Linked DNA regions of Homo sapiens: region 1 is linked to region 2. Evidence: chromatin contacts called from ENCODE Hi-C data. All regions are on one chromosome and are shown on one strand. Each heading gives the region's core, a stretch centred on a gene start or an enhancer-like site at or near the end of the contact. The rest is flanking DNA. Distances are from core to core; before and after follow the strand shown.

Region 1 (5,161 bases), core at 397-2,896, 49 kb after region 2:
GGACACCAGGAGCAAGGGGGGGCCTGTCTTAGCTTCATGGAATTGTCCCTGCAACTTCAGAAATGGCGAAATCTGAAAACCTATTTCTGCCTTCCTTCCCTGACTTTAAGGAGTATTAAAGTAAAAAAAAAAAACACAGAAACATATATATATATAACAATAGTTTACATATATTTAGCATGGGAGGGAACTCAGAAGTCATGTGATTTATCTCCTTCCTAGTTCATCTGGGTAGTAATATACTTTTAAATACTTAAGCATTAATAATGATACACATGCTCATAGGTTAACTGAACATATATAGCGAGGGCAGCTGTTTCGCCTTTGGAGTTCCTTAGGAATCCATAGTCCAGTGGTTTTAACAAAGCATTTCAAATGTGGTTATCAAAATTATACCAGAGGGTTGATTAATTAGCATAAGGGATGTTTGAAATAAGTTTTCACTGGTGAAGTAAATAATGTTCACAACATGTGGCCAGCTAGGAGCACTGCATAGTCATTGTTGCCTCTGTCCCAATGAGGCATCAGAATCTGGTCCCCACTTTGTGAGATTGTCACAGGATGGACTGAGATTCAAGCTGCTCCTTCAGAACCCCAACCTTTCAAGCAAGCTACGTATCTGAGAATCTGAGGACAGCTAGGACTTCCCCAAGCTTACAAACTGTTTTGTGCAGCCTTGCCAATGAGCATGGCTGGCTGGCAGAATTGCCCAAGACCTGCTTTCATTGGAGCATCTTGATGGTGAGGTTTGGAGGAGGAGTCTATGGCCCCTAATTTCCAGACGCTGCCTGTATTTGTCAAAAGAACCAGACATTTGCTGAACTGTCTAATTGGGTAGGTCAGATCATGCTACCCCCTCAATTTGCAGGAAAGGAAACTGAGGCCCAGTGCTAAGAATGGGGCAGGGGTAAGAGACCAGCACTTCTGGCTGGAGTTAACCTTTGGTGTCGTCCATTCCATGAATTTGAACAATGCATGATGACCTGTATCCACCACTGTAGTAGTATACAGAGTAGTTCCACTGCCCTAAAATCCTCTGTGCTCTACCCAGTCATGCCTCTCTCCCCTAACTCCTGACAACCACTGGTCCTTTGACAGTCTCCATAGTTTTGCTTTCTCCAGAATGTCACACAGTTGGAATCAGATACTATACAGCCTTTTCAGACTGACTTCTTTCACTTAGTAATATGCATTCAAGTTTCCTGTATCTTTCCATGGTCTGATAATCCATTAAAACCCTTGAAAAGTTATTTGATTCAATAGTCATAAAAGTAAAGTACTCTATCATGTTAACATCTCAAAGCACTTACCCTCATTTTCTGAATTTACTCATGTCAGGGACCAGGGAAAAACAGGTCTGCAGCCCACACTGGATTAGTGTTCACCTGGGTTCCCACTCTAGACGGCGTCTCCCAGTTTCATTTGTCCTGTGTGATAGGTCCTGGGGACACTGATGAAGAGGACTGGGAGGTAACAGGTGGGGACCCCCTCTTCCCTCTGCACCCGTATCTGTCTCTGAGGCTACCTGTGAGCTTAGGCCCGTCCTCACAGCGAGACCCACGGTGTGAAGATCCAAGGCTTTGGCGAGTCGCTCAGGATTAGGAAGAACTGGCAGAGGAAGGAGGGGGCTGCAGCCAGGCCTCCACCCAGTGGGAGTGGAATTCTGGAAGCAGAACAAAGGGGCCCATTTCCACCTCCCCCCAGGCTGCTGTAGGATGCAGAGGAGGACAGTGGGGCAGGGAGGGAAGGGCCCAGGACAAGGCCATCTTTGTTTCCGTGTTGTTCCTCCCTGAGGCCTCTGCAAGGAAAGCCAAGTCCGAAGTCAAAAGACGCCACTTTTCTTCCACTCTCTCTCTGCAGAAGCCTTCATCCTCTCATTCACTCAACAGGTATTTATGGAGCTCCAGGGTACCAGGCTGTGGGCCAGGGGCTGAGGGTAGAATGCAGAGCAGGAAGAGGGGACACACAAATCACAAATTACAAATGCAAAGCCATTTTCCTCTTGGCTGCTGAACCGTGCCAAGGCTCCAGCAAGGAGGAGGAGCCAAGAGAGGGTGACTTTGAGACCAACAGGTACACGCCTGGTTTCTCAGAGGCTGGCGTGAAGGCTCCCTCATCCCTGATTATCAAACAGGCTCACGTGGCAGATGGTTCACCATCCTGGGAATTCTTGATGAAAAGTTATTCCTGACTATTGTTAAAGATGGTAACGGGCCGAGCACCATGGCTCACACCTGTAATTCCAGCACTTTGGGAGGCCGAGGCAGGTGGATCACCTGAGGTCAGGAGTTTGAGACCAGCCTGGTCAACATGGTGAAACCCCGTCTCTACTAAAGATACAGAAATTAGCCGGGTGTGATCATGGGTGCCTGTAATCCCAGCTACTTGGGAGGCTGAGACAGGAGAATTGCTTGAACTCAGGAGGTGGAGGTTGCAGTGAGCCAAGATTGTGCCACTGCACTCCAGCCTGGGCGATAGAGCGAATAGAGCGAGACTCCATCTCAAAAAAAAAAAAAAAAAGATGGTAAGGAAGACTTATTCAAGCAGGAGCCACCGCAGTGGGGTTCTGCAATAGGGGAGAAAGGTCAGACTCAACCCCAAACATAGCAGGACAAGTGGAGATTTATACAGCCAAGGAGCAATGTTGGGGTCAGTAGATAGAAAAGTACTAAGAGGAAACGTGAGGGCTGGGGCAATTCTTGATACACCAAGTCACTAGGATTCTTGCTGAAGGCAGGCCAGGGTGATAAGCTATCAGGGTAGGGAATGAGGAATGTGATCAGATACCAAGGATAGGAGATTTTTGCTAAACTGACTCAGCAGAATTCTTGCTAAAACTGGACTAAGAGTCCAAGAGTCAGAAAGAGGACTCAGGCAGGGTGCAATAGCTCATGCCCATAATCCCAACACTTTGAAAACTGAGGTGGGAGGATCACTTGAGTCCAGAAGTTCAAGACCAGACTGGGCAACATAGTGAGACCCCATCTCTACAAAAAAGTGTAAAAATTAGCCACGCGTGGTACATGTCTGTAGTCCCAGCTACTCAGGAGGCTGAGGTTGGAGGATCACTTGAGCCCAGGAGGTTGAGGCTGCAGCGAGCCATGATTCCACTGCACTCCAACGTGGGTGACAGAGTGAGACACTTTCTCAAAAATACAAAAAAAAAAACCAACACCAAAAAACAAAACAAAACAACCAACAACAACAACAAAAAACATCAAAAAAAGAAAAAGAGGACTCAGAGGAGCCTTACTCAAGTTTGGTCAAGGGGTGAGTGTGTCCGACTCCAAGGAGCATCTCCGTTTCTGAGTGGGAACTCTCATGACACTGTGTCCCTTGCCTCAGGCTTGTCACTGTCTAAAGAAAAACGCTCCTTTCATTCCAACAGCTGGCAGGATCTCTGTTTTGCCCTAACAAAGAAGCTAGAGCCAAAATTCAGGATGAATCATCGTTCTTCTCTGGCAAAGTGGCTGTAGGTCCCAGGTCTATGGAGGCTTTCCCAGAATCTTTTAGATACTGTTCATGAATTCTGATCCAAAAGGAACATTTCATAGTGCGGGCAGGATCACATATTAGGCAGAAAACAATTCCAAGCAAGGAGAGTTGCTGGGATTATTCTGCTCTGGTCGCAAGCTGTTTCTCCCGCCGCACTGTATCTGCTTGGTGGAGACAAGCAGGTGTTCAACAGTAATCATACACCAAAATATGAGAGGTATCAGGCATGGGGGCCTCTCTCCTCATTTTGTAGATGAGGAGACCGACATCCAGAGTGGTAAACAAATTTGGTTTGTCTCATACGAGCTGCAAGTGTCAGCATGCCACAACTTTAGCCTGTGTCTCCTGCCTTCCATTACAGCAGACTGCTTGCTCTTCTCTAGACTGCCGTGGCAGGGAACTATGGGGAGGCGAAAGAAACACACCACTGGAACTCATAGGGAGCTGAAATGGTAACACCAGTGTGTCACTTACAAATGGTGATAATGAGGCCAGGCACAGTGGCTTGCACCTGTAATCCCAGCACTTTGGGAGGCTAAGGTGAGGGGATTGTTTGAACCTGAGAGCTTGAGACCAGCCTGAGCAACATAGTGAGACCCTGTCTCCACAAAAGATAAAAAAGCCAGGCATGGTGTTGCATACCTGTGGTCTCAGCTACTCAGGAGGCTGAGTTGGGAGGATTGCTTGAGTCCAAGAGGTTGAGATTGCAGTAATCTGTGATGGTGCCACTGCACTCCAGCCTGGGTGACAGAGCAAGACCCTGTCTCCAAAAAAAAAAAAAAAAAAAAAAAAAAAGATAATAATGAGTAGCACTTATTGTGAGCCCTTCCAGAGCTGTCTTATTAACTTAGTTCAAGTAATCTTCACAATAGTCTTCACAATTCTTTACCAATTCTTATGACTCTACTTGATTTCTCTTGTTTAATTACATTTGGCGGACATCTCTACTACAATGTGGAAGAGTAGTGGAACTACAACATCCTTGTCATGTTCCTGATCTTAGAGGAAATGCCTTTGACGTTTCTCCATTAAATAAGATACTAGCTTTAGGACAAAAATAAATAAATAAATAAATAATATATAAAAATAGCATACCTCAGTTCCTATGTTCTTGAGGGTTTTTGTTCTGTTGTAGTTGATTTTTGTTTGCTTCATGAAGGGGTACTGGATTTTGTCAAAGGCTCTCTCAGCATCCCTGGAAATAATCATATTATTTTTCCCCCTTAGGTTTATTAATGTGGACTATGGTATTAATGGATTTTGAATAGTGAACCAACCTTGAATTATTGAATAAATCCCATTAATTCATGGTGTATTATTTTCTTAATGTGATGTTGGATTCTGTTTGCTAAATTTCAAAAATTTTCAATGCTATTTATTAATGATACTGGTTAGTATATTTCTGTATACTCTTTATCTGGTTTGGGTATCGGTATTTTATTAGATTCATAAAATGAATTGGGAAGTTTTCCTTCTTTTTCAGTGCTCTGAAATATTTTAGAGAACATTGGTCTTTGAAGGTATGGTAGAATTTCCTGTCAAAGCCCTTGGTGCTTTTGTGTAGAATAGTTCCTTAATACATTTCTCTATTTCTTCTATTAAAATTGGTCCATTTAAACTTTCCAACTCTAGTGAGGGTCAATTTTGGTAATTTTTATCTCCCTGG
Region 2 (5,324 bases), core at 1,411-3,910:
ATCAATTTCTGAATATGACTATGAGAAAATTCTCAAATTATTAATGATTTGGGGCAAGAGGGGAGACCATTTTGAATTGGGGAACATCTTAAAATTCATGTGTTGTCATGAAATGTTGCAGAATAATGTGTACGGTCCTATCTGTGTGTGTGCGTGTGTGGTGTGTATGTTAAAAAACACCAAGTGATCATACATGTATGTTTGTAGTTACATGGAAAATTTCTGAAAAGATGTAGAAGAAACTGTTTACAGTGGACCCCTCTGTGGAGTGAAATGGGAATGGGAAGGAGGAAGACTTTCTTGCTCTCCAATTTGTATTTGGAGGGAACAGTGCTGTATTGTGTGAAGAGGAGACTTTTAGTTTAGTTATCTTTTGTTTGATTTTTCGCCACCCTGTACCTGCAATGTCTGAATTCCCTTTTTGGAGTTGGTGTCTCTGCCTTTGTGTGTGTCTTGGTGAGCAGTGGGGCCCTGCCTCTGGCAATGAAGCTTCTGAGGCCACGTGCTTATGTTTCTGAATGCTAGCAGCCAGCCTGTGAGCCCGTGACCTCTACCCCCTGGAGCTCTAGCCCAGGACTCTGAATCTGGAGCTGTGGATGCACTGTAGCCCTGGGGCCACTTGGAACTTATTGGGCAAAGGAGGCAGCTTGTGTCCAAGGCTGACAACAAGGGACCTGGTTTTCCTGTGGCATGACCTTGCTAGAAGTGCCAGCTCCCGGGTTCTTTGGCTCCTTCCTGGGTTCCTGAGCCTCGTTCTTGTGGATTCTGTGAGCTACCTGATAGTCTTGCAAGAAATTCCTTTTCTTCTTAAATAGCCTGAGTTGGTTTCTCTTGTTCCTAACATAATCAAGAACTCTGAATGCTTAAGACCATGATTTTTCTTCTATGAATATTACTTTTATAATAATTAAAAATAGTTCAAACTAAATAGATTCATTTTAAAACATTTGGACACTTATGGTAACTCAGTTGAAAAACAAGAAATCCAGTGGGCATGCAAAGTAGATGGATTGGTGGTAAGCTCAGCATTGGTGGGAAGTGTCAGGTGAAGGAGGCTGGGTCGGGGTGTCAGGGCTTGGGTGATGGTAGAATTGGGTATAATGAGCTGTAATGTCTCAACGGTGATACCAAAGAGTTTCCTGGTAAAGCTCTTTTGTGAAGAGAAAATAATGATCTCTAAATGGACATTATGTGTTAGCAGGCATCCTGCACATTGATGGAGAAGAAAGAGTATAGATTTGGGTCAGACCCAGATTTGACCTGGGTACTGTACTTAGTTGTATAATTTGGCATAATACTTTACCTCTCTGAGACTGTTTCTCTTTTATTTCATATTTATAGTTATATATCTAAATATATTATCTATCCATCTACCTATATCTCAAACACACCACAGTGATATTTTATAATTTAGTAAGTGCCTTTTAAGAGGGAAAATATTTTTTATTAAAAAAATGGGAGCTCATTAGCCTTCTTACTCTTTTTTAAAAATTTTTATCTTTTGAGACGGAGTCTCACTCTGTCACCCAGACTGGAATGCAGCGGCACAATCTTGGCCTTCTGCAACCTCCGCCTCCTGGGTCCAAGGGATTCTCGTGCCTCAGCCTCCTGAGTAGCTGGGATTACAGGCATGCGCCACCATACGTGGCTTAATTTTTGTATTTTTAGTAGAAATGGGGTTTCACCATCTTGGCCAGGCTGGTCTCAAACTCCTGACCTCAAGTGACTTGCCCATCTCAGTCTCCCAAAGTGCTGGGATTACAGATGTGAGCTACTGTGCCTGGCCTACCTTCTTATTCTTATTAAAAATAATTAGACCTCTGCATTTATCCCACACCCAAACCTGACTTATACTCCACACAAATAACACTTTTTTTTTTTTGAGATGGAGTCTTGCTCTGTTGCCCAGGCTGGAGTGCAGTGGTGGCGATCTTGGCTTACTGCAGCCTCTGCCTCCCGGGTTCAAGCGATTCTCCTGTCTCAGCTTCCCGGGTAGCTGGGATTACAGGCACGTGCCACCATGCCCGGCTAATTTATATATTTTTAGTAGAGACGGGGTTTCACCATGTTGGCCAGGCTGGTCTCGAACTCCTGACTTCAGTTGATTTGCCTACCTAGGCCTCCCTAAGTGCTGGGATTACAGGCGTGAGCCACTGCGCTTGGCCAGAAATAACATTTTAAACATTTTCTGGTTTTAGCATTCTTGGTGGTTGTCCTACCTTGTTAAAAGTGAGGAATTTGCCACACGTATGTTAACCTGTTTCCCTCCTTTCTTGTTTTTTAAAAAGTTATTTTTGTTACTTCTATTGATGACTTTATTGTTGTAGATAATATTGTAAGCTTCTGTTTCTTAATTTCTGAACTTTGGATAGTATCTTTTGACCCTCTTTTATATAAGATAAAGAAATTATGACTTTTTTTACTTCTTTCCCTGCTTTCCCAGTTTTTGATAGTGATATTTTACTTTTATGTTGTCAGTGTCTTAACATTTACATTTTGCTCTTAAGCTATATTATATCATTCAGACTTTGCCTATAAATTGTTTCTCAGACAATGAAAACCGCTAATGGCATTTATTAGATTCTTTATTTCCAGATTCACCTGAGGCCTTGGTATAAGGGATGCCAACATTCCAGTGTCTGTGTTAGACTATCTAAGCAGGACTTGCAAAGCTGCTGGGTGAAAACCAGTTTTGCAACCCTTAGCTGATCTCCATCTCCCAGCCTAGAAAAAGATTAGGGATTAAAGAGACAAATGTTTTGGAGAAAGTTACTGAATTGCTGTGGCATTTTGAGTTCCACCTTCTCATGGGGAAAAGGGGAAGTATTTAAAGATAAGCAATTGGAGAATATGATAGATTCTTTGGTGTCTGACGGGACCGTTGTCGGCTACACCTGGGGATTCTAAAGGACGGATTGGAGCACCCTGTGGCCTCAGAGTTAAAGCCTGCAGTTGGAAATAATTCTATGTTCATAGACTAAGCACAACATGAATATACTTCTAGCTGACCAGATGGGCCTCCCAGGAAATAGCAGGCATGGGGTGAGCTCACATCCTGCCCAGAGAGGCCATAGGAAGTGAGCAGACCACAGCAGAAGGAGGCTGGGCCTGGACTCCTGGATGCTCAGGCTAAGGGAGCTGGAAGCTCAGCAGTAGGTATCTCTGAGGAGCCAATGGAAGCTCCATTCTGGAGAGAATCCCCTGTAAACACTTGCCAAGTCCCAACATAACAGGCAGATGAACTCTCCCTGCCCGTTACCTTCCCTACCAACATGGCTGTGGCCTTCCCCACACCCCCTTCTATCAAACCCAACTGTGTTGTAGGGGGAGCAGTAGACCCACACGAAAAAAGGGAAACAGAGCAGATTGAGGCCATTCCCTTGCCTTCCCACGGCAGGCTTGCTCCCTGCCTAGAGTAATAAGCCTGGTGGCAGAGAGAGAAGCTTACATTCAAATGAAGTTCCAAGTTTTGACTGGGACACAGCCTTGGACATTGTAATTACTGAAATGAGTTGTTTTGTGACTTGAAGTGACTGGAGGACTTTTTGTACCTGATATTGATCAGACAAGTCATGGTCCTGGACTCCAATTTCATCTTAAACAATCAGGAATAATGAGCCCTACAGAGTGGCCTTGAACAACATTGCAGCAAGGAAAGAAAGTGGTTTTCTGTTGACCTCCCTAAGCTCTGCTTGTTCAAGGGACCAGCTACATTATTTACTGCAACACCAGGAAGAATGATTGATATTAAAGAGAAGGAAATGTAATTCCATGTTATTCAAAGGAAGACTGTTTCCTTTGCCAAGTCAAATGCATTATTTTTTCTTATTCTCTAGTACGTGCTTGGTATCATGCCACATTCTAGTTTGCTTCATGTTTGGACCATGACTTTGATGTATATGTTTATATTTTTCTGAGATGTTCTAAATGATTCTTTTCTTTCTTTCTTTTTGTTGACAAAAAGGCACCTAATCTCAGAGATCATCTAGCTGCTGCTTCTTTCTGTCTTTCTTTTTTAAAAGAAGATCTCACTGTCACCCAGGCTGGAGTGCAGTGGCGCGGACACAGCTCACTGCAGCCTCGACCTCCTGGGGTCAACTGATCCTCCCACCTCAGGGCCAAGGAGTTGGGACTATAGGCATGTGCCACCATGCCCAGCTAATTTTTTTTAATTTAATTTTTTGTAGAGACAGGGTTTCACCATGTTGCCCAGGCTGGTCTCGAACTCCTGAGCTCAAGTGATCTGCCCAACTTGGCCTCCAAGAGTGCTGGGATTACAGGTGTGAGCCACAATACCCAAGCCTGCTGCTTTTTTCTTTATTGAGATGTAGTTGACACACCAAAAAATTCACACATTTAAAGTATACAATTCAATGGATTTTTAGCCTATTCCCAGATCTATGTAAACTTCACTACTATCAATTATGGAATATTTTCATCAGCCTCCAAAAAAATCCTGTACCCATTAGAAGTCACTCCTGATTTCCTCTCAATACCTTCAGCCTCAGGAAACCACTAATGTACTTTTTGTCTTCATAGATTTGCCCATTCTGGATATTTCAAATAAATGGAATCATACAGTATGTGATCCTTTGTAATTGACTTCTTCCAGTTAGCATATTTTTTAGCTTAATATTTTTAAGATTCACCCATGTTATAGTATCTGTCAGTACTTGTCCCTTTTTTATTGCTGAATTGTATTCCATTATATGGATATATCACATTTTATTTATTTATTCATCAGTTGATGGACATTTCCACTTTGGCTATTAGGAATAATGCTGGGCCAGGCATGGTGGCTCATGCCTGTAATCCTAGCACTTTGGGAGGCTGAGGCGGGTGGATCACCTGAGGTCAGGAGTTTGAGACTAGCCTGGCCAACATGGTGAAACCCTGTCTCTACTAAAAATACAAAAATTAGCCAGGCATGGTGGCGGGCACCTGTAATTCCAGCCACTCAGAAGGCTGAGGCAGGGGAATCGCTTGAACCCAGGAGGTGGAGGTTGCAGTGAGCCAAGATTGCACCATGCTACTCCAGCCTGGGCGACAAAAGCGAAACTCCATCTCAAAAAAAAAAAAAAAAAAAAAAAAAAAGAGAAAAAAAGGAATAATGCTGCTATGAACATTAGTGTACAATTTTTTTGTGGATATGTTTTCATTTCTCTTGGGTACATGTCTAGGAGTGGAATTGCTGATTCATGTGGTAACTACATGTTTAACGTTTTGAGAAATTGCTAAACTGTTTTCAAAGTGGCTATATCATTTTATATTTCCACCAGCAGTGTTTGAAGGTTCTAGTTTCTCCACGGTTTTGCCAACACTGA

Evidence for each region. A loop is a pair of places that touch in the nucleus more often than their neighbours do.
Region 1: a map of HCT116 shows a loop between it and region 2 (7-fold over the local background). The contact joins two enhancer-like sites. A Hi-C loop is called at or near these places in 9 of 168 maps with a recorded cell type or tissue (A673, HCT116, astrocyte of the cerebellum and 6 more) and 1 of 37 single-sample maps with no recorded cell type.

The regions. Positions count from the first base shown.
Region 1 is chr9:69,394,144-69,399,304 of GRCh38, forward strand. No RefSeq gene overlaps it. Among named protein-coding and RNA genes, the nearest start is that of ENTREP1, 72 kb to the left of the region's middle. Within about 2 kb of position 1,647, at least 2 of the 41 ENCODE cell types and tissues checked have a DNase peak (open chromatin) inside an H3K27ac peak, as active enhancers do; they include breast epithelium, where a contact is called at or near this core.
Region 2 is chr9:69,344,118-69,349,441 of GRCh38, forward strand. All of the region lies in intron 2 of ENTREP1 (endosomal transmembrane epsin interactor 1), which reads left to right. Among named protein-coding and RNA genes, the nearest start is that of ENTREP1, 22 kb to the left of the region's middle. Within about 2 kb of position 2,661, at least 3 of the 41 ENCODE cell types and tissues checked have a DNase peak (open chromatin) inside an H3K27ac peak, as active enhancers do; they include breast epithelium, where a contact is called at or near this core.